Linked DNA regions of Homo sapiens: regions 2, 3, 4, 5 and 6 are each linked to region 1. Evidence: chromatin contacts called from ENCODE Hi-C or POLR2A ChIA-PET data. All regions are on one chromosome and are shown on one strand. The core of a region is the stretch at or near the end of the contact, and the rest is flanking DNA. Distances in the headings are between cores, read along the strand shown.

The links. Hi-C counts contacts between places; a loop is a spot of excess contacts on that map. ChIA-PET counts read pairs that join two places held with the same protein, here RNA polymerase II (POLR2A). Pooled maps may share reads with other maps.
Region 2: a loop to region 1 is called in a map of mammary epithelial cell, with 6 times the contacts of the local background. The contact joins two enhancer-like sites. A Hi-C loop is called at or near these places in 3 of 168 maps with a recorded cell type or tissue (dorsolateral prefrontal cortex, mammary epithelial cell and prostate gland) and 8 of 50 pooled maps. POLR2A ChIA-PET finds 5 or more read pairs at or near these places in 1 of 52 experiments (MCF 10A).
Region 3: a map of GM12878 shows a loop between it and region 1 (4-fold over the local background). The contact joins two enhancer-like sites. A Hi-C loop is called at or near these places in 3 of 168 maps with a recorded cell type or tissue (GM11168, GM12878 and GM13976), 30 of 37 single-sample maps with no recorded cell type and 7 of 50 pooled maps. POLR2A ChIA-PET finds 5 or more read pairs at or near these places in 1 of 52 experiments (OCI-LY7).
Region 4: a loop to region 1 is called in a map of gastrocnemius medialis, with 3 times the contacts of the local background. The contact joins two enhancer-like sites. A Hi-C loop is called at or near these places in 1 of 168 maps with a recorded cell type or tissue (gastrocnemius medialis) and 9 of 50 pooled maps. POLR2A ChIA-PET finds 5 or more read pairs at or near these places in 1 of 52 experiments (HEK293T).
Region 5: a loop to region 1 is called in a pooled map, with 12 times the contacts of the local background. The contact joins two enhancer-like sites. A Hi-C loop is called at or near these places in 2 of 37 single-sample maps with no recorded cell type and 4 of 50 pooled maps.
Region 6: a map of MCF 10A shows a loop between it and region 1 (6-fold over the local background). The contact joins two enhancer-like sites. A Hi-C loop is called at or near these places in 8 of 168 maps with a recorded cell type or tissue (HCT116, K562, MCF 10A and 5 more), 11 of 37 single-sample maps with no recorded cell type and 19 of 50 pooled maps.

What each region holds. Positions count from the first base shown.
Region 1 is chr3:72,819,750-72,823,005 of GRCh38, reverse strand. All of the region lies in intron 6 of SHQ1 (SHQ1, H/ACA ribonucleoprotein assembly factor), which reads left to right. Among named protein-coding and RNA genes, the nearest start is that of SHQ1, 27 kb to the left of the region's middle. RefSeq lists enhancers at 410-689, 710-759. Within about 2 kb of position 1,790, at least 13 of the 41 ENCODE cell types and tissues checked have a DNase peak (open chromatin) inside an H3K27ac peak, as active enhancers do.
Region 2 is chr3:72,032,379-72,035,634 of GRCh38, reverse strand. It overlaps LINC00877 (long intergenic non-protein coding RNA 877), which reads left to right. Exons shown (of 7, transcript NR_104116.1): 7 at 1-116. Among named protein-coding and RNA genes, the nearest start is that of LINC00877, 66 kb to the left of the region's middle. Within about 2 kb of position 1,779, at least 2 of the 41 ENCODE cell types and tissues checked have a DNase peak (open chromatin) inside an H3K27ac peak, as active enhancers do.
Region 3 is chr3:72,076,958-72,080,213 of GRCh38, reverse strand. The region is part of intron 2 of LINC00877 (long intergenic non-protein coding RNA 877); the gene reads left to right. Among named protein-coding and RNA genes, the nearest start is that of LINC00877, 22 kb to the left of the region's middle. RefSeq lists enhancers at 1,556-1,605, 1,726-1,855, 1,926-2,015. Within about 2 kb of position 1,718, at least 3 of the 41 ENCODE cell types and tissues checked have a DNase peak (open chromatin) inside an H3K27ac peak, as active enhancers do.
Region 4 is chr3:72,122,635-72,125,890 of GRCh38, reverse strand. No RefSeq gene overlaps it. Among named protein-coding and RNA genes, the nearest start is that of LINC00877, 24 kb to the right of the region's middle. Within about 2 kb of position 1,675, at least 2 of the 41 ENCODE cell types and tissues checked have a DNase peak (open chromatin) inside an H3K27ac peak, as active enhancers do.
Region 5 is chr3:73,447,197-73,450,452 of GRCh38, reverse strand. All of the region lies in intron 3 of PDZRN3 (PDZ domain containing ring finger 3), which reads left to right. Among named protein-coding and RNA genes, the nearest start is that of PDZRN3-AS1, 170 kb to the left of the region's middle. RefSeq lists an enhancer at 1,386-1,455. Within about 2 kb of position 1,577, at least 3 of the 41 ENCODE cell types and tissues checked have a DNase peak (open chromatin) inside an H3K27ac peak, as active enhancers do.
Region 6 is chr3:72,254,812-72,258,067 of GRCh38, reverse strand. No RefSeq gene overlaps it. Among named protein-coding and RNA genes, the nearest start is that of LINC00870, 110 kb to the right of the region's middle. Within about 2 kb of position 1,784, at least 6 of the 41 ENCODE cell types and tissues checked have a DNase peak (open chromatin) inside an H3K27ac peak, as active enhancers do.

The DNA of each region.
Region 1 (3,256 bases), core at 541-3,040:
GGCTAATTTTTTGTGTTTTTACTAGAGACGGGGTTTCACCCTGTTAGCCAGGATGGTCTCGATCTCCTGACCTTGTGATCCGCCAGCCTCGGCCTCCCAAAGTGCTGGGATTACAGGTGTGAGCTCCCGCGCCCGGCCTATAGTGACTCTTTGTTATAGATTTATTGTCGTTTTCAACAAATCCTGACTTTTATATTTGAGTTTAAGCAGCTTTCAGAGACTTCTCACATTATGTATATATAGACAAATTTTCAGGTTTAGGATTGCTAACAGAATATAGATAGTTAATTGTACATGCTAGGTAGATCTGATCATGAAGTTTGAACAAACTTAAATCATCAAGTGTGTCAACTGGTTTGAGTCAGTTTCCCTAATTTTAGCACGGTATTTTAATGAGGTGGTGTGGGAGAAAATTGATGGTTGCGTAGTTGAGTTTTCTGTCCACCAGGGTGAGCTAGTTGCCCTAAAAATCAAGAGAAGGCGTTCCCTTTGATTTAAATTCTAACTTGCTCTACTTTGATAAACTGTAGCTTGTTCTCAGTCCAGTTTTCTGTGTCAGCAATGCTCTTAGTCTTCTTTGTGTAATTTTAGCAGGAGATCAAGCCACTCAGTCCTTTTAACCACCTGCCCTCCTGACCCTTCATCTGACCCATGACTGATAGCCAGGCTGGTGCATCAGGAACAGTCATAGTCTGCAAAGCCATTATGGTGATTCATTCTAAAAACCACCTTTAAAAATAGCAAGGACATGTGATCTAAGGTAGACGAACTTGAGCTTTGTGTCGAACAGCGTGTCTCTTCTAATAATACCAAATGTAAGATATAAACTAAATGTAGGCTTGGGGTTGGACTTCTTGTTCCACCACATGCCTGCGATATGATCTTGCACCTTTGGGTTGCTGTGGAATGCTGTACCTACCTCAGAGTTGTCCTGAGATTGAATGAAACGATGTATTTAAAATCCTGTAAATGTTAGAAATTATTATTGTAGAGTAAAATCAGTCACAGGAGAGCCAGGAGTTGGATGGTTTCTCTGTGAAATTACAATTTTTATACATTTAGAAAGCTTTAAGGGAAAGTTCCTTGTTAACAAGATTTCTCTCTCATTTGAAAAATCCTGGTTCAAATATTTGGGGCACTCAGAATTGGAGGAATAAATTGAAGTGTGTTGAGCCAGGATAAAATATGGGGGAAAAGAAATAAACCAAGAAATAAACATCACAGTTTTCTGCTGAACTATGGTGCATGCTGCTGTACCTTTTCTCCTCTTCCTCTTTGTTCTTTGCCTCTCTGGCCTTCTTCCTCTTTGTGTCATAGCGTGGGCTGTTGTCTGTTTAACACCTCCTCATCAGGTGTCGCCAGGCAGATACAACAGTGCAGGTGAGGGGTGTACCTTTGATTCATTCTGTATCATAAAATATTAACCTAGATTGCTTTGAATTCCAGATAAGCCTTAGGTGGTGAACTTTGCTCCCTCTTTTTCTCCCTTGGTTGTAATTCTTGTCGTTTTCATCACAGCCCTGAGTTACAACAGGGAGACTTTTCTCCAGCTTTGTAGTGATCCAGATTTTCCTCCCCAAAGGCTTGTAAATGGAAGTGTTAAACGCCGTGCTTCCCCTGAGCTCTGGTTTCATGAGGATGAACTCACCGCATTTCCCATGTTGTCTTTCAGTGGTTAATCTGAAGCTCCAGAGTCTTGGCACGTTATTGCTTGTTATGACACCACGTAACATTTATAGTCAATGAACTTCCTAGCAGGGACATCCTGTTTGGCACCAGTGAGCCCTTCAGTGTTTGTAGAGATAACTGTCAGTGTCAACTTTGAAAGTTGTAGCACTGCAGGGCTACCCATTTAGGCTGAAGGTTTGAATGCAGCACAATTTTTTCTGGTTCCCTTGATCTGGTTCCAGTGAATGTACAATGTAATAGACAGATGTGCGTTACTCTGAGAGCATTGAGATCCTTTGTGATTTAATTGTTGACCCAGATAAGAGGGATGTTTGGGAGGGGGATTTAGAGAGGAAGGGAGGATTTAAAAGTAACAAAATTAGAAAATATTTGGAAGAGAAAAGTGACTACCTTGCAGACATCTTTCATTTTGATAGTCCCTTTGCAGCCTTCAGACATATTGGTGGGGTTTTTGATGTTGGGAGGTGGTCCTTGGCCATTTGCTTCAATGCTAGGGCACCAGTTTCCTCCTCAAATGTATTGAGAGTTCAGCTGACTTTTGTTTCACTGGAGATTATTTTTAAAAGTATAATTAGCCAAAACATTGTGAACTATATAGCAAAGCTGCTTTGTAGTGTAGCTAAGTCATACAAATGCTTGACAAATGTTATTCATGGTGGCAATCATCCAAGCATTGTTGGCACTGCATCTGTAGTTATTTCCAGTACTGCTGCTAGGTTAGACTTGATTGTGTGCAAACTTCCCCCAAGTTCCCCTTTGGGTGATATGATTTACAGCTCTAATAAAAAAGGCCTTAGGGAGCTCAGACTTTTGGTTTCTCTAGTGATTTCCTGGTTTGTTGTTATTGTTATTTATCATCTCTGATTTCTTTGCTTGAATTTCAGAATTTAAATGCATTTGTGTGTTATTAATGAAGTAGGCCACAGTGGAACTTATAAATGCTCAGTAAAAGGTGGAAGTGTTTTAGGGAAAGTCTAGCAGCTCCTAGTATCCAAGAATTCAGAAGAATAATTCAAGTAGGTTTTTCTTCTGTGCACAGTTATTGAAAATGACTAATGTAGAAATACTTACATGTGGATAATGTAACGTCAGAACCTACATTGCCTAGGTCAACTTTTATAAATGGATAAACGTCGATAGGTATGATTACTTAAAAATGAAGGCATAAATATGTAGAGAGTTGACATGTTGCTAAATAGTTTCTGGGCATGCTTACTTTGTGATTGAGAATTATGTGGGAGCAGGGGTCTATTAGTCAACTAGGATATAAAGACTTTTCTCTAGTCAGAGATCATGAACACCTGGCATTTTCCCATTAGCTAAATTAATGAACATCTCAAAAACCATACCTAAGGGAATACTGTCTCTAACCTTCTTGCTAAATACAAGGAGTCATAAAATATTTTGTCAGGTATGCTTTCTTCCTGCAGTGAGTATATGCCTTCATGCCATTTCCTTAAATCAAATTGCTTAAAATGAACTGAGAGCTTTTATTTAAATTAAGGAACTTCAGATGCGTCCTCCAATGAGGCAGTCAACACTCAGTTTATCTGTCTTATTAATTAAA
Region 2 (3,256 bases), core at 530-3,029, 790 kb after region 1:
TGATTGCACAGATGAAGGAAGGGGCTGGGAGGCAAACAAGAGGGAACTGTGAGGTAACCCAGGGATTTGCCACAGTAGGAAGACATGACCACTACTAGGATAGAGAGGTAAAAAATAAAAAAATAAAAAAAGAGATGGTGTTACTTGTATTCAGGAGGTGGAGTCATCCAGAGGAGGCTGAAGCCATGGCAGGTCTGTGTGGCAGAAGCTGCTGCCAGGGAAGACATACCATGGCTCCAAGAAAAGCTGCCAGAGACAGAAAGTGTGGGGGAGAAAGATTCTTCCTTTTCCCTGCCTCCCACCTCTCAAACTCACCGCAGAGCTTCCCCTTGGCCACATCCAACTCAGCACCTCCCATTGGCCACACCCAACCCAGCACTTCCCATTGGCCACACCCAACCCAGCACCTCCCATTGGTCACACCCAACTCAGCACCTCCCAGTGGACACATCCAACTCAGTATCTTCCACTGGTCACACACAATTCTGTACCTGCCATTGGTCATACCCAACCCAGCACTTCCCATTGGCCACACCCAACCCAGCACCTCCCATTGGTCACACCCAACTCAGCACCTCCCAATGGACACACCCAACTCAGCATCTCCCATTGACCACACCCAATCCAGCACCTCCCATTGGTCACCCCAACCAGGAGCCACAAACCAGGGATCCTCAGAAGCACAGCCTGCAGGGGTCAGCCTCCTGCGATACAGAGCAGAGCAGGGGTGGGTGGGCATGGATCAGAGGTGGGAACAGATCAAAGATAATAGGACTGTACACTGCTGTTCCCCAGAAGCTGCCATCTCTGGGTTCCCACATGCAGTACCTCACTTCTCACCTGAGAAGAAATGGCCCTTTGAGATCCAAAGATGCCATCATTGAGTCTCTATCAGAAATTAGGATCAAGTTCCAAGACATTCATACCCTGCTGGTGGGATTGTAAAATGGCACAACCACTTTAGAGAACTATTTAGCAATTTCTGATCAATTAAACATCCATCCATCCTAAGACCCAGCGAGTCCACTCTTGGGTATTTTCTCAAGAGCAATAAAAACATCGCACAAAAAGAATTATACAAGAATGTGTACAGCATTTTTTCCATAACAGCCAAAATTGGGAACAATTTAAATGTCCATTCTCTGAGGAGTGGATAAACAAAATTATGGCAGAGTCATACAATGGAACACTACTCAGCAATTAAAAGGAGCACACTACTTCTACACACAGCAATGTAGTGAATCTCAAAAAGATTACAAGAAGCCAGACATAAAAGAGTGCATACTACCTCATTCATTTAAGTAGAATCCAAGAAGACATAAAAATCTAATCTACATTGAGAGAAATCATAGTGGTTCTTAGTACGGGGGTTGGGGATTGACTCAGAAGGCACATCAAGGAACTTTCAGCTATGAAGCAAATGTTCTGTATCTTATTTTGGCTAGTGGTTACCCAGGTGTATACAATTATCAATACTCGTTCAACTGAAAACCTAAACTTTGTGCATGTTAGTGTGTGTTATTTATTTGTTGTAGGGGACTGGAATATGCCACCCAAAAATATGCCTCCTTGGCATAAGAATTATTTTGAACTGATTATTTTGAGAAACACAGCAACAAAAGAGAAGCTCTGGAAATGAAGTAGAAGTTACCCTTTTGTAAGGGAAATTTGCATCTATAAAGGAAGTCTCTATTTGTAATGGTGTCTCCCACTCTGTACCAGAAAAAGGATGACTAAATCTCAAGAAAAAAAAATTTTTTTTGAGACAGCGTTTCACTCTGTTGCCCAGGCTGGAGTGCAGTGGCACAATCACGGCTTACTGTAGCCTCAACCTCCTGAGCTCAAGCAATCCTCCCACCTCGACCTCCTGAGTAGCTAGAACTACAGGCGCACACCACAATGTTTAGCTAATTTTGTTTATTTTTTGTAGAGATGGGGGTCTCAGTATGTTGCCCAGGCTGGTTGGTCTCAAACTCCTGGGCTCAAGCAATCCATCTGCCTCAGCCTTCCAAAGTGCTGGGATTACAGGCGTGAGCCACTGCACCTGGCCAAGAAACTCTTATCAGTGGAGAAGGAACCAAATTAAATTCTGCAAAACAAAACTTCTTTTTTTACCATTCATTTCCTGGTCACCTTCCCCATAACTTGCCTCCCCAACGCCCTTTTTACTTTGTTCTAGTTGAAGATGCTATGTAAGGCAGAGTTCTAGGCCACTTCTTTGAGAGTGACTTATTTTTCTCGGGGTATTTCCCATGTGTTTGTGAGGTATAAATGTTAAAACACTCTGTTGTTTTACCCTTGTTAATCTGTCTTTTGTTACAGGGGGTCTCAGCTGAGAGCTTAGAAGATTAGAGGGAAAATTATTTTTTTCCTACCCTACAATGTCAAATTAGTTGTAATGATACAAAACCAACAAAAAAGAACCAAATTTCAAGGTAAAGGAAAAATTTCCTACTTCTCTACTTGGCCTGCGCTATCAAGAAAGACAACATTATTACAACCTGGCAGATTTCTTACTCCACAGTTCTGTATGGTGGGATATTACCCACAAGCAGGTAGATGGCACTCAGTTTTTTAGGCTAATTCATATGACATAGACCGGGAGTGACACGCAGCCCCAATGCCCCCACCACCCCCATGATTCATGGACATGGGACAAACTCAGCAGAAATGGTTGATGGGTGTTTTACATTAAACTAAGTGGCCATAAATATTTAATCACGTGACCATTACTTTTAAATACATCACCTACCACTGTGTATTCCTTTTGGAAACGGTGCCCTTCTGGCTTTATCCAAATACCGACTAAGAGCACTGGGAAAAGATACTAGGGCAAGAAATGTAACACTCCCTCTGCAAATGTTGCTTCCCCAGCATTCACTTCCAGTTTTCCACCTCCACCCCCACCCCCACCCCCAGTTTCTATTTAGGGCTCTGTGTAATTCTAGGGAAGCGAACTCTCCCCGCCCCTTCCTCCCATCCTGCCAGCTCTAGGTTTGTAGCACCTGACTCAGACTAGGCCAATCACTGCCTTTCATCCCACCACACCACCTCCCACCAGAGAGATTGGGTGAAGGTGGATGTGTGAACTAAACAGGCCCCATCATATTGAATCACAGTTCTTTGGCTTACAAAGACTCTTCCTCAGGATAGCTGTAGCTTGGAAGTGTAAGGCCTGGAACTACTGAAGCCATTTTTGCTTCTATGAGTTGAGGCAGGGCTAGGATACAGCAGAAAGGAGGGTTGAGAGAACTCT
Region 3 (3,256 bases), core at 469-2,968, 740 kb after region 1:
TTGTAACCTAACTTCTAGAATTCAGGTTGTGCTGGGAAATTGCTAATTCAAAACTCAAGTGCCTACATCAGCGTGGGAAGGAGTCCTTTGGAGCTGTCTGAAATTTCAGGGCATTGTCCCCATTGGAAGCTTTGAACATTACACTTAGAAATGCTAATGAGAAAGAGAGAAAAGAGGGAGAGAGAGAAGGTTTAACCAATTTTCAAAAGCCAAAGTCAGTCTTTTTAGGAGAGAAAGGGGAAGAAAAAGGGATGGAAGACACTGGGAGTGTTTTTAGTGGCTGAGACAATGGAGGGTCTTCCTTACCAGGTAGTGAGGAATTTTTCCTACAAAAAAGACACGAGTGGCTTTTGTATTTGTAGACAGGACTAACCCTCCTGGGGGTGAGCTGATCAAGGTGAAATTATATAACCTATACAGTTAACTAAAGTGAATTCATCTCCATGCCCTCAGCAAGAAGAGTGAAAAAGAGGGCTGACATGGTGTTGGTTCTGCCCATCCTCACCTGCAAGGGGCATGTGAGAGCTGAAGTAATCAGATTTACTTCCTACCTCTCACGGTGCAAGCACCTCACTGTGCTAGTGGGCATTTGAAGGGATTTTCCAAATGCACCTTTAACTGTACACAATTTTCATCTTTGTAGAAATTTAGAACCCGACTCCCTAAATAACATGAGACATCACCATCACAGGCCTCATATTACAAGCCTGTACAGAGGGTGTGTGTGTGTGTATGTGTGTGTATGTGTATGTGTGTGCATATGTGTGTGTCTCAGAATATATCTGATGGTTATTTGAAGCTCAGTATTAATAAGCTATATAATAACTGGGTTCTATAGTATTTGAAATCAAAATCACTTTTAGATTCCTCTAGGCTCTTGTAAATGATAAGTACATCAAAATGCCTTGTGATGGCCTTCTGGGAAAAAATCCTCTCAGCCCAATTTACCAGGCAACTTTTATCCCATTGAATAAACTCGAGGCTCTAAGGCAGTGACTCTGCCATCAACAACATATATGAAAGCCTGCACTTTGTGGTTGGTCTGTTTTGTGTGAGGTGGGCACTTGCTGTTCTACTTGCCCAGTGGCACTTTTTAATTGGAATGATTTTTATTTGGTCTGATTTCCTGAAATAGAATACATCGCCTGCTTTAGAAACCCCAGATAGTCTATCAGCACAGACAGCAAATTGTCCTGGGGTTCTTGGCTTAGCTGTTTGTGGGGAGAAAGACTGCTGGGCAGGGTTTTGGCAGGGGGCAGTTGTAGCATATTCAAATCAGATATTGAAACAGTTTGTGTGTGTTTAGGAAGTAACCACAAATTTGACATGCCACCTCCACCCCAAACCCCAAACTGGTTCCATTCCAACAGGCAGTAGTCTCAAAGACTCTCTTAAATGGTTCATTTCTTCCTATTTACAACTCCCACAGTGAGCTGTTTTTTTAAGGGGAAATCAGTTTCTATGAACATCTAGGGCCCTGAGTGGGTCTTTGCTCTTTATTTGTCCTGCTTTGTTTAAACCAAAGAATACCTCAAGCCAGTAACCAGGCGAGCAGGGGCCTGTGACAGGCATGGTCACCTGAAATCCATTTATGCACAGGGATTGAAGGAGCAATCATATTCTAAATAAGGCTAATGAAGCTTTTTGTGAAAGCGCCAAAACCCACACACAAACGTCACCCTTGGCGTGTTCTCATTTCCACGGAGCAAAAGCAAAGGGGAGAAGGCTTACTGGGAAGCTGCCGCTGGCACATAGAATTAAGCAAAGGCTGTCCCATAGGTGTGCACAGCGGGCTTCTTTTCAGAGGGAGGATGAGGAGGAGGCAATGTGGTTCTTGCATACTAAGGGACTCAGTGTACTGCTCTAGGTGTGATTTTTCTTTTCTGTCACAATTGAGCCCAGTTTGAATTTCTCCCCTTACTTTCTTTTGGTTCACTCTTTTCCTTCATGGTAATCTTGCTGCTTAATGACCCTGGCCCCAGGCTTCCAAGGTAACTTGCCAAGAAGTTCAAGTTTACTTCTGAAGTCCATGGCTCTCACTTCCTCTTCCTTCGTCCCTCACCGCTTCTCACTTTTCTCCTCACACCTCCCGCACAACATCTGAAATATTCACTACCTCCAAGCGGCCCCGCTTTTGCAACCCACCCAAGCCTGTCATTTGTTTAAACGCTACTACTTATTTGGGTTTTGGCTCTGGGCCAGTCATCAGCAAACATTTTCTGAAAAGGGTTAGATAGTAAATAGTCTCAGCTTTTGAGCCACACTGTCTCTGTTGCAACCCTTCACTCTGTTATATCATGTAAATAGCCATCAACAATATGTAAATGAACAGGTAGGTGTGTCTGTGTTGCAATAAAACTTCATTTACAAAAAGAGGCAATAGGTTTGATTTGGCCTGATGGTCAAATGGAGTGAGTCCATGTGACATATGCAGGAAACTCACAAGGCTTTTAAGAATGGTATGTGCCCCAAAACACTGCCAGCTTGACCTGAAAGGGACAGAGAGAACAAAATGAAAGAAGGTTGTCAGATCACCAAAATTCTACAGACAGGAAACAGGTGGGTGAAACTACAGCTGCAAACAAGTATTACCCTTTATGAAGAAGGAAAGATGACTGTGAGAGCAGACCTTATAGGCTCTGAAGGCAGAGCTGAGAGCCATGCCTTGAAACCTAATGGAGTTTTTCTGGTTGGATTTAGAAAACATTTGGGACCAGGGACTCTTTTTTTTCTTTCCTTCTTCTCTCGTTTTGAATGGGAGTGCTGTTACCCTGGTGGAGTGTGTTTCATTTTGTATTTTGGGAGCAGATAATTTCTTTGCTAGCTTCATAGGTCCACAGATAGAGAGAAATTGTGCCACACACTGGACTATACCCAGAGCTTCACCCATGCCTATATTCGATGATTTATGTGATGAGAAATGAAACTTTTGACCTGATAAGACTTAGATGAGATTTTGGATTCAGGTTGATTGCTGTAATGGGTTGGGAGTTTTTAAGAATGGGTCAATGCAGTTGAGATAGACATAAAACTTTGGGAACAGACAGCATATTTTTGCAGGTTGAACAATGGCCTCCAGGCCAGCACGGTGGCTCACACCTGTAATCCCAACACTTTGGTAGGCTGAGGAAAGAGGATCACTCGAGCCCAGGAGTTCAAGACCAGCCTGGGCAATATAGTGAGATACTGTCTCTTTTTAAATTAAATAATAATAATAATAATGGCCCTCCAAAGATGTCCATATCCTAATCCCTGG
Region 4 (3,256 bases), core at 426-2,925, 700 kb after region 1:
GCGCAGCATCTTCAAACTTCCATTTCTCTAACCTCTGCCACTGTCATAGCGTCTCCTGTGCATCTGAACTTTGTGTGTTTCTGACTCTGCATCCCCTCCTAGAAGGACCTATGTGATTACACTGGGGAAGGTGTGATCACCCAGAGAAAGTAGGATCACCTCTGCATCTTCAAGGTCCTCCATTTAATCACATCTGCAAAGTTCCCATTGCCATGTAAGGTAACACATCCACAGGTTTTAGGGATTAGGACCCAAACATCTTTGGGGACCATTAGTCTGTCTACCATAACCCCAGAGGTATCTGGGACAGCACCCAATAATCAGAATCATTAATATTTCTATAGCAAAATGTCTGAATTGTTTGTGCTAAATAGTATACTTCAGAAGTCAGCAAACTACACCCTGTGGGCCAAATCCCACCTGTTTATGTAGATCAGGTTTTATGGGAACACAGCCATGCCCACTTCTTATGGCTGCTTCCCTGCTGCAAGGGTAGAGCTGAGTGCCAAAAATACTATCTGGCCCTTTACGGGAAAAAAAAATTGTCAACCTCTGGTATAAATGATCTTTCTAAATAATTCAGGTCAGTTTTGCCACCAAATGACTGTAAACCTACAGAAAATCTTTTGGTTTTCAAAGTTGTTGAATTTTGGAAGCACAAACAGTGGAACATGGGCCCCTAGTTAGTGACAGAGCAGAAGACTCAACCCCACATTACTGCAGAGCCCATGCTCTTCATCCAAACAAGCTACAGCCCCATGTCCTTAGTATTTAAGAGTGAAATGGACCCATTTTAGGATCACAGATACCCAAAAGCTTAGGGCCATATGTGGCCCTGGGCATCATTCGGTTCCCATGGATGAATAAGATAACAGTCTGCAGGCCAAGTCAGAACAGAGGCACATTCATCATGCAGCACTTTAGCAATAATGCACCTGAAAGATTTTAGCCAGGAGTGGACACTCTTTTTTACATTTTTACTTTTTCCTGGAGACAGGGTCTTGCTCTGTCACCCTGGCTGGAATGCAGTGGCACAATCATAGCTCACTGCAGCCTCAAACTCCTGGGCTCAAGCGATCCCCCAGACTTCAGCCTCCCAAGTAGCTGGGACTCGAGGCACATGAGACCACATCCTGCTAATATATATATATTTTTTTTACTTTTTTAAAGACAAGGTCTTGCTATGTTGTCCAGGCTGGTCTTGAACTGCTGGCCTCAAGCAAGCCTCCCACCTCAGTCTCCCAAGTAACTGGGACTACAGGTGCGACCTACCATACCCAGCAGTGGATACTCTTTTGGTTAGCCGCAATCACCCACATTCCCTGCCTCTTTATTGTCTCACCCAATCTCCTTCATGATAGATGTTTCCAGCCTGGTCCCTGAAGGCTTTTGAGATTTGAATGTTGAGACCTAATCTTCCTCTTCTATGCTATAGAGGGAGACAAAAAAAGTTCAACAGCAAAGCCTCTCATATAAGGTCACAGAAAATAAGTGGCCAAGTTGGGACCAGAACACAGGTCTCCTGTCCCCTCCACCAATCTCTTCTACTTCACTCTTAGGTACTTATTTTGGCTCGGGGCCACTGATGATTCATACCACCAGCTTTCACTGGCTGCTTCTGCCTGCCACGTCAGTCCCCTTCTCTGCTTGACTTTGTTTTCCCTGCAGGTCACCAGTAAATCACTTGCCTAAACAATCATCACCTTCAAATGTTCAGTGCTGGTCCCAGATGTCGTAATCTCTCTTGGCTTCGTTTGATGCTCTGGAAAGAAGTTTCCTTGGAGATCTTCCAAATCCAGGACTGGAAACTTGTTATCACATGAATTTAAGGCCACGTCAGATCTCGGCTTTCAAAATCATCACAGCTTACCTCTCCTCTAACACAACTGAACTGTGGCCTGCAGGCGAAGGTGCCCAAGTCTTGGCTGATCCCTTCTAGATGGAGTTCTGGGGTCTTGTTTTTGGAAGGAACAACTCTTGGCCTGGAGATGATGATCTACTGACATCATTCTCCCCGTGGTCATTCCTGCAGGAATTCCAGAAGAAAAGCAAAGCATCTACCTTAATTAGAATAGGTACAAAATATCTTCCAGCTGTTGGCCTTTCGTGAGGGTGATAAAGTTTCTTTTACTGAGTACTTTTCCTCTGGTTTAGGCTCAGTTAAACGTCATCCATAAGGTATCCACCATAGGGATGCAAATCACTTTTGAATTAGAATCCCTCACCATAGGTTCAGGGATAAGGGCCAAGAGTACTCAACTATGTTCCATGGCGTTTTCTTTTTGAGAGACATTGCGAAGAGTTAGATGTTTCTAGAAGTGAATGTCTGTTTTCTCTGCATTGGAATGTGGCTATTATCTTCATCACTGCTTAGTCCCTTCAACTAGTATATGGTCATTGATGTAGACTGAGAGTTGTACCTGGAAGAGGTCTTGTACAAGGAAGAAAAAGTTGATTCTCCCATAATTTCCATCAACGAACCTCCTCTAGCCATTCCAATGAACATACAACCTCAGTGGAAATAATGAACGTCTCTGCAGGAGCACTTCACTTCCACGCTATGACCACACCATCCCCTTTCTTCTGCCGTATTGTCCCCAAACACCTCTGGTTAGAAGTTTTGGAGGACCTTGACTGGAATTCAGACAATCTTATTGGAACTTTGAGAATTGTGTACTTGGATAATTAGCGTACAATCTCCACCATTCAACCTGATGTTTTGTTTTGTTGTTTTCCCTTGGATACATATATAGATATCTTTTCACAGGCTAAAGTTTTTTTTTTAAACAGGGTCTCACTTTGTCACCCAGGCTGGAGTGCAGTGGTGCAACCACAGCTCACTGCAGCCTCAACCTCCTGCGCTCGAGTAGTTCTCTCTCCTCAGCCTCCTGAGTAGCTGGGACTACAGGTTCACCACCGCACCCAGCTAATTTTATTTATTTATTTATTTTTGTAGAGAAGGGCTTTTGCCATGTTGCCCAGGCTGGTCTCAAACTCCTAAGCTCAAGCAATCCACCCACCTCCACCTCCCAAAATGCTGGGGTTACAGGCATGAGCCACCGCTCCCAGCCTGTGATAGGTTAAAGTTGAAACAGCCGAATCATGTCCTCTTGACCCTCAACTGATTGATCCAGGATAGCCACATTGATGAGCATTCCATTATATCAGGCTGCCATCTGGGTTAGCCCAGTTTCTGTGAGGACTTTGTAAATGATATGTAATTTGTTCATTCATTTAGTAAATGTGTTTGTATACC
Region 5 (3,256 bases), core at 328-2,827, 630 kb before region 1:
GATCAGCTTGAGCCTAGCTCTTACCACACCTTTTGTATTTTGTGTGTGTATTGATTATGATGCCAATCTGCACATCCATGAGCAATGTCACCCATTTTTAAATATAACTTGGAGAATAGCTAAGTAGTATGTTTAACAAGGGCTTGAGAATGTTTAGTACGCTCTATAGGGTAAGGAAGAATTGCTACTGAGAAGGCATATGGGATCAGTGGCATGTCAATGTAGAACACAGTAATGTAGAATGGACTGGCATCATGAGAGGGAAGCCTCTCTCACATTAAATATAAAAATATCTTAGGAAACATTTTCCAAAAACCAATGCTGTTAGAACTTGCAGTGGAACTGGGCTGACTTATTTTCTTCCTTCAGAGGTCTTTAATTAATAAAAAGAGAACTGAGAGTAAAGGAAAAGGCACAGTCCATCCAGTGCCTCCTAAGGACCCTTCTCATCATCGTCCTCCAGAGGAGGTACCTATGGCGTGTGCTGCCCAGCTGTTGGTGGTTGGGAGTGTGAATCAGACTGAGACTCTGTCTAGGGGTGCTGGTTTGAGTTTTTTAAGTCAATTGCCTCATCTACGTAAAGCATGCAGTTAGAACAGGCTTTTCTTACACCCCAGACTGAAGCATTTTTTAGTCGAGAAGTCAATTTAAGGGAGGCAATATATTCTTTTGCAGCCTGTGCCATAAGAATAAAAGTCCAGGCTGCCACTTATTACAGTTTAACTGAATGATGGATTCTAGCCTGTTTTAATTAAATTACATATTCAATTATTTTTGTTTGAAATTAAAAGCTTGATTATATTACCGAATGCTATGTAATTTTACACGCGTTGTTCGCTTATTTAACAGTGAGGCGTGGGATATGATTAACAATGTGGCTGCCAGTAGAAAGAAGCAAAATAATTATTTGTTCAATATACAAGTCCTCATCATGATTCAGAAATCAATATGCATCCACGGAGGATTTGCTCGCACTGTGGATTATGGAACTCAGTGTGGCCTTCCCTCATTTCCCTATGAATGTAAAACCTGGAGACTTTGGTTCACCAGGCAGGTTTTTATTTCCCTCTCTCTCTTTTTTTTTTTAAAGACTGATGTTTAACTACAGCCGTTGGGACTTAAATCAGAGCATCCAGTGCCCGAATATGAATATTAATCAGATGCCAGGCCATGGAGTTCCTCGCCGAGTTTGACAGTTTAAAGGATCAGTTAGTTAATTAGAAGATGACATGGCACGCTGGGTCCCAAGGCTCTGTCCTGCCTTCTGTCTCCTCTTTTCATTTCCCTTTTTGACAAGTTGGATTACATCATTACTTGTAGTTTCACTTGTTAGCCCCACCATGAAATGAGAATATTTTATGCTTTAATTATCTGTGATTTCTTCCCCCTTTCTCTGCAAAGACCAGGCTTAAAATGAAACTCAAAGAAACATAAGAATCAGAGGTTCAAAGTCCCATGAAAATCAGTCTTGTGACTCCAACCATGCCACACACCACATTGCAGTGAGAAATAGAAGGTTTGTGGTAGCATGAGAAACTGGGTTGTGGTAGTCATGGTGACTGGTTTTAAATATAAAAGGTGCCTGTCCTGACTTTCGTGCCACAAGTACAGATGTATCACACCAGGTGTTTCCATGGCTTCTCTGGCTTGAGGTGTTACATACTGTGAATATCCTCAGGGGTAGCCACAAATTATTCTGGCCTATGTTTCTTGCCCACCCTAGTAGCTAAATGCACCCCAATGTCTGAACAATTCTGTTCTAAATGTTTTTTTCTTGCCATGATATTGCTCACTTGTGAAGCTTCTATTAAATAAAGTTTACATGTGGTCTGTATAGCAGCTTAGTCCCCAGGAAAAAAAAACAAGATTGAGATTAGTGTTTAGCTCTTCAAATGAAGGTTTTTCTGATGCCCTAAGTAGAATTAACTCTTCACTCCTTTCTCCCCATCTACTCTGCAGACAGCTGCTGTGGCACATCTAAAGTTTAATTACACCAGACGCTGAGCTATACAAGGGATGGAACTAGGGTTCAGCATCATCCCTAGCAAACATTAAAAGTGAAAATGTAAAAAAGAAAGGAAGAAAACTAAAATCTACTGAGCATTTACCATTAATGCTGCAAGCCAGCCACTTCACTGAGTAACTCTGTATGAGTAATTTCTCATTAGTCTTCACAACAATCGTAGGTGGTTAGAAGAAAAAATGAAGACTTGGGAAGAATCTTGCCAGGTCACAATGGCATGTGCTAAAGAAGCTGAGCTGGGATTTGAAATTAGGCAGTCTGATCCCAGATTCCCCTCCTGTGCTGAATCTCACATGGTAGGTGCTTATTTACGGGTGATGAAAGAGAAGGATGTTTTTGGTTGTCAGAGGGCATTTCTAATAGGTTGAACTCCCACTGGCAGTATATGGAGACAGAAGAGAGGTGGGAAGAAGAAAATGTGTGTGCTAGATATGATCCTTACTACTGGAAAAGCTATGATATTTAGGGCATATCTATATTTATGTAGAATGCAAGAGGAAAAGGAGCTAGCAGGCATTACCAGAGGGATCTGGGTAGATGAGGAATGTATACTATGAAAGGACCAGGGAAGAGTTAAGAAGGAGTGTAGAGTCAACAGGGTCAGGTGTTACAGGGAAGGTCAAGGCAGGTGGTGGTCTTTAGGAGAAAGAACATCAACATGGTTAACAGAAGGCTGGGGCCACATCTCAGTTCCGCCGGTAAGTAATCTTTTTGGACTGCAACTGAATTATCTCTAAAGCCAGTGGAGGTAAATCTTGAACTATGGACCTCCACGTCCTCCTATTTAGATAGTTTGAATGGAGGACTTACAACAAGCTCTTGGTTGCGGCAATTGGGAGGTCATTATGACCCCAGATGGGACAGCTATAGTAGTGTGTGTTCGGCTATGGAGGAAGGATTGCAGAGGGCAAACCAAAGAGAATGGGTGGAGGTGAGAAAGAAGAGAAGTTAAGTGTAGACTGCTCTATGGAGGAACGTGTCAGCAAAAGGAGGGAGAGGGAGAAGACTGGGGAGTGGCAGATTTGGGAGCCTTCAGAATGTCTTGAGAAACCTCTGTCGGCCTGGAGAGGGAGGAGACAGGCAACAGGAAGCTAGGACAGACAGCACGAGTGGGAGGGATGGAGGTCTGGGAGAGCCTTGAGTCCGAGGGCACGAGGCTTCGATTTCCTGCACAGACTAAGAGAAGCAGTGCAACTGAAGGGAGGGCAGAGCAAGGTTTTGCAGTTGAAGAAG
Region 6 (3,256 bases), core at 535-3,034, 560 kb after region 1:
GGAGTTCATGGTATCAGCTCTTGCTGCATAAAAAGAACCCCCCAAACTTAGTGGCTTGTAACAACCACCATTTATTTAGCTCATGATGCTGTGTGTAACTCAGCGTTTGAGCTGGGTTCTGCTGGGTGGTTCTTCAGCATTGACTAGGCTCACTCATCCATCTGTGGTTAACTGCCGGGGCTGCTAAGGGCTGGCTGGTCCAGGCTGACCCAGCTGAGACAGTGTCTGTGTTCCATGAGCTTTTCATCCTTTAACAGGCTACCCCAGGGAGTCTCTGGACTCCAGGACAGAAGGACACAAAACCTTTTCAGACCTAGACCTAGGCCTGTCATGGTGCCACTGCTGCATCATTCTGTAGGTCAAAGCAAGTTACAAGGCCAGCCCAGACTCAAGGAGTGGAGAAACAAATTTCACCTTTTGATGGGAAAAGCAACAAAGTCACATTGAAAAGTCTGACTGCAGATACAGAGGGTGGAATAGTTTTGGCCATTTTTGCAAACAATCTGCTACACTTGTGAAATAATAGGCTCAAAATCACTTGGAAGAGCAGAAAGTCTTTACTGCAAAGAAAGATGCGAAGGGCAGAAAATCAGCTTAATCCCACAATCCCAAGGAACGCATTGAGAATGTATTTGTCTGTGTAATCCAGTCATTTCTCAGGCTCATGTAATGGTGTTTTGGGTGGAGTAGGAACCAGAATTTGAACGACCAGATGAACAGAATTAGATGAGAATCCTTTTTCTGGTTGTCTATTTGCAGCCTCTAAGAAGTGAAGTCTCCTGACTCATCCACATTTGAGTTTGGACATATGCTACTGGGACTAATGAATTTAGATAGCTTGGATGGTGGTCCAGTTTCGGGGACCCCCATGATGGGGGATGGTGTCTTTCGTGGTAAACAAGATATCTGACAGCATAAACAGCACAGGGAGGAGCTCTGGGTACTGTATAATGAATACAAGAAACTACCCTACCTCACAGTGGCATATGTGTTTTCTGGAAAGTCACAGCTGTCAACTGAAGGGGAGACATCTCTAAACTCAAATGCTTCAGGGGCTTAAGCAGCTTTGCTGTGTGACCCCTCTAAGTGAGTGTGATGCGGAGAGCATGTCATTCATTTCTTCCAGTTGATGATAGGACTTGCTGGCCACCGGGAGCTGGTGCCAGGAGAGATTTGGGTTTCTGGAGGATGGTGGATTTTCATCTCCAGCAGCACCAGCAAGGAAACAGCAGTTTCAGTGCAAAGAGCTGCGAAATCCCAGCCTTCCTAGCCTCATGGCACCTGGGTCTCTTTCACAGATACACGCAAGCAGTGTTGGAGCCGGAACTGGCCTCTAGAAATGTCGACCAGTTGTCATCCTCACCAGCAGACTACCGGAGTGTTTATTTCTCTTCTGCTTTCGCCAGCTCTGGACATTCTCACTAAAAAATAAAACAACAAATCCTGCATGGCTTTAAGAAGTCTCTTTATACATATGCATACATAGAAGCCGAAGGGTCCCGAAGCCATTCTGATTGGGCAACAATTTGGAAGACAAATGATGACAGCCACATTATGGGGCATGGCCAACCGACTGCCATCCTGCTTGAGAGGGTCCAGCAAGCTGCACACATTTGAATGTTCACTCGGGAGAGCGCTCCTCTCTTCCTCTTCAATTACCCAGCATGGTTACATGGTGCTTTTCACTCACCAAGCCCTGGAGGTTAATTACTCCACACGGTGCCTTTTACCAGCAGGAGGTGTGCCTTGGCAGTCCTCAGCCCTGCACGTGGCCTGCCCAGATGGGTGGCACATCCCGCCCTCGCTGGCTGCTGGGTTTCAGTTTGTTTTTGTTTATGTTGGCTCTGTTTCAACAGAGCCTACAGATGTGGTCAAACTGGAAAGGGGGTGGGGGACTAGAAGCAAAGGGGGGAAATAAAGGCGCCAATCATTTCTGATATCATCTGATCTGAGCAGAACTTTTTGAAGGGGGCAGTGAGAAAAGCCAGGCTTGGTCTGGGCCTCTGCTGCTTTCTATTTTCGGTCTCGTCTCCATCCCACCCAGAGAGTGGGAAGCCCAGGCACTGGGGCTCACCTTAAAGAGCCCGCGCAGAGCTTGCTCGAAGCAGCTCTGATTTCCAGGCCACAGGCAGGAACGGCTTGGCTCATTGGCCTCTTCTCCTCTTGGGGCTCCATGGGACTGGCTTAGTCCTAATGAGAGCTGGCAGACAGAGAGGAAGCAGGGTTGACAGAGAGCTGACTGCCCCTCCCCAGGCAGACTTTTCACCTGGCAGGTAAAAACCATCCCAATTAGCTGCCACAGCAAGGCTGAGCCTGGAGCTCACAGCCCATCCTGTCACCTGCCTTCCCTGGTGGCGGAAGCAGAAGCAAGACTGGGGGGCATGGTGGGTGGGTGGGGGGCTGTAGGCTGTGGGTGTGTGGGAGGACCCAGTTCCCGGAAGAGGCTGCACTTTCTCTGGGGTTTCCACAAAGCCCAGGAGATCTCTTCTGGGACAAACCCTTGCCCCAGCAGGCTTGGGGAGGGGCAATGAAAGAGTTAAGGCCCTCACTTCTTCACCCACCTCCCTGCTCCCCTATGACTGTTCCAGTGGCCCCCCCTTCCTTGTGGGGCTCCTGCGGCTTCCACAGGGAGCCAGGCAGGGCCCTGCCCTTGGCTACATCTGCCAAATGCAAATAGTTGCTAAAGTTATTTAGTGTGTCCTCACGGCTCCTTTTTGTCACTGGTGTTCCCTAGGCAACTGCTGCTGGAATGCAGTCAACTTCTAGAGGTTCTTCACAGGCAGGAATAGAAAATGGCTCTTGCTCACTTCTTGTTTGGGGGCTTCTCTGAGTGGATCCTTACATTGGGAACTAGAGTCCTTGTTTTTCTTATTTGAAAAGAGGACAGCGAGAGAAAGCTGACCAAACTGCCCTCTAGAAGTGGAGGAGGTGGAAATTCAGGGTCCCTTTGCTACTTTCGCTGGATGGAGGTGACCAGGGCTACAGAGAATGGCCTTCAACATGTTTATTTCCTTCTGCCAAGACCTTCCCACAGGAGCGACCTTCCCATAGAGCAAGAGAGGTTTCTCTCTTCTTTCTAAAGATTATACAGATCAGTCAACTTTATCTTAAAGCTATATTTCTCATATAAGCAAAACATTTCTTATAAAAAGTTGGAAAATACAGATAAAGTATAAAAAAGGGAAAAATCTCTATACACATTTCCCATAATCCCATCATCCACAGATGATCACTATTAACATTTTGATTACATGCT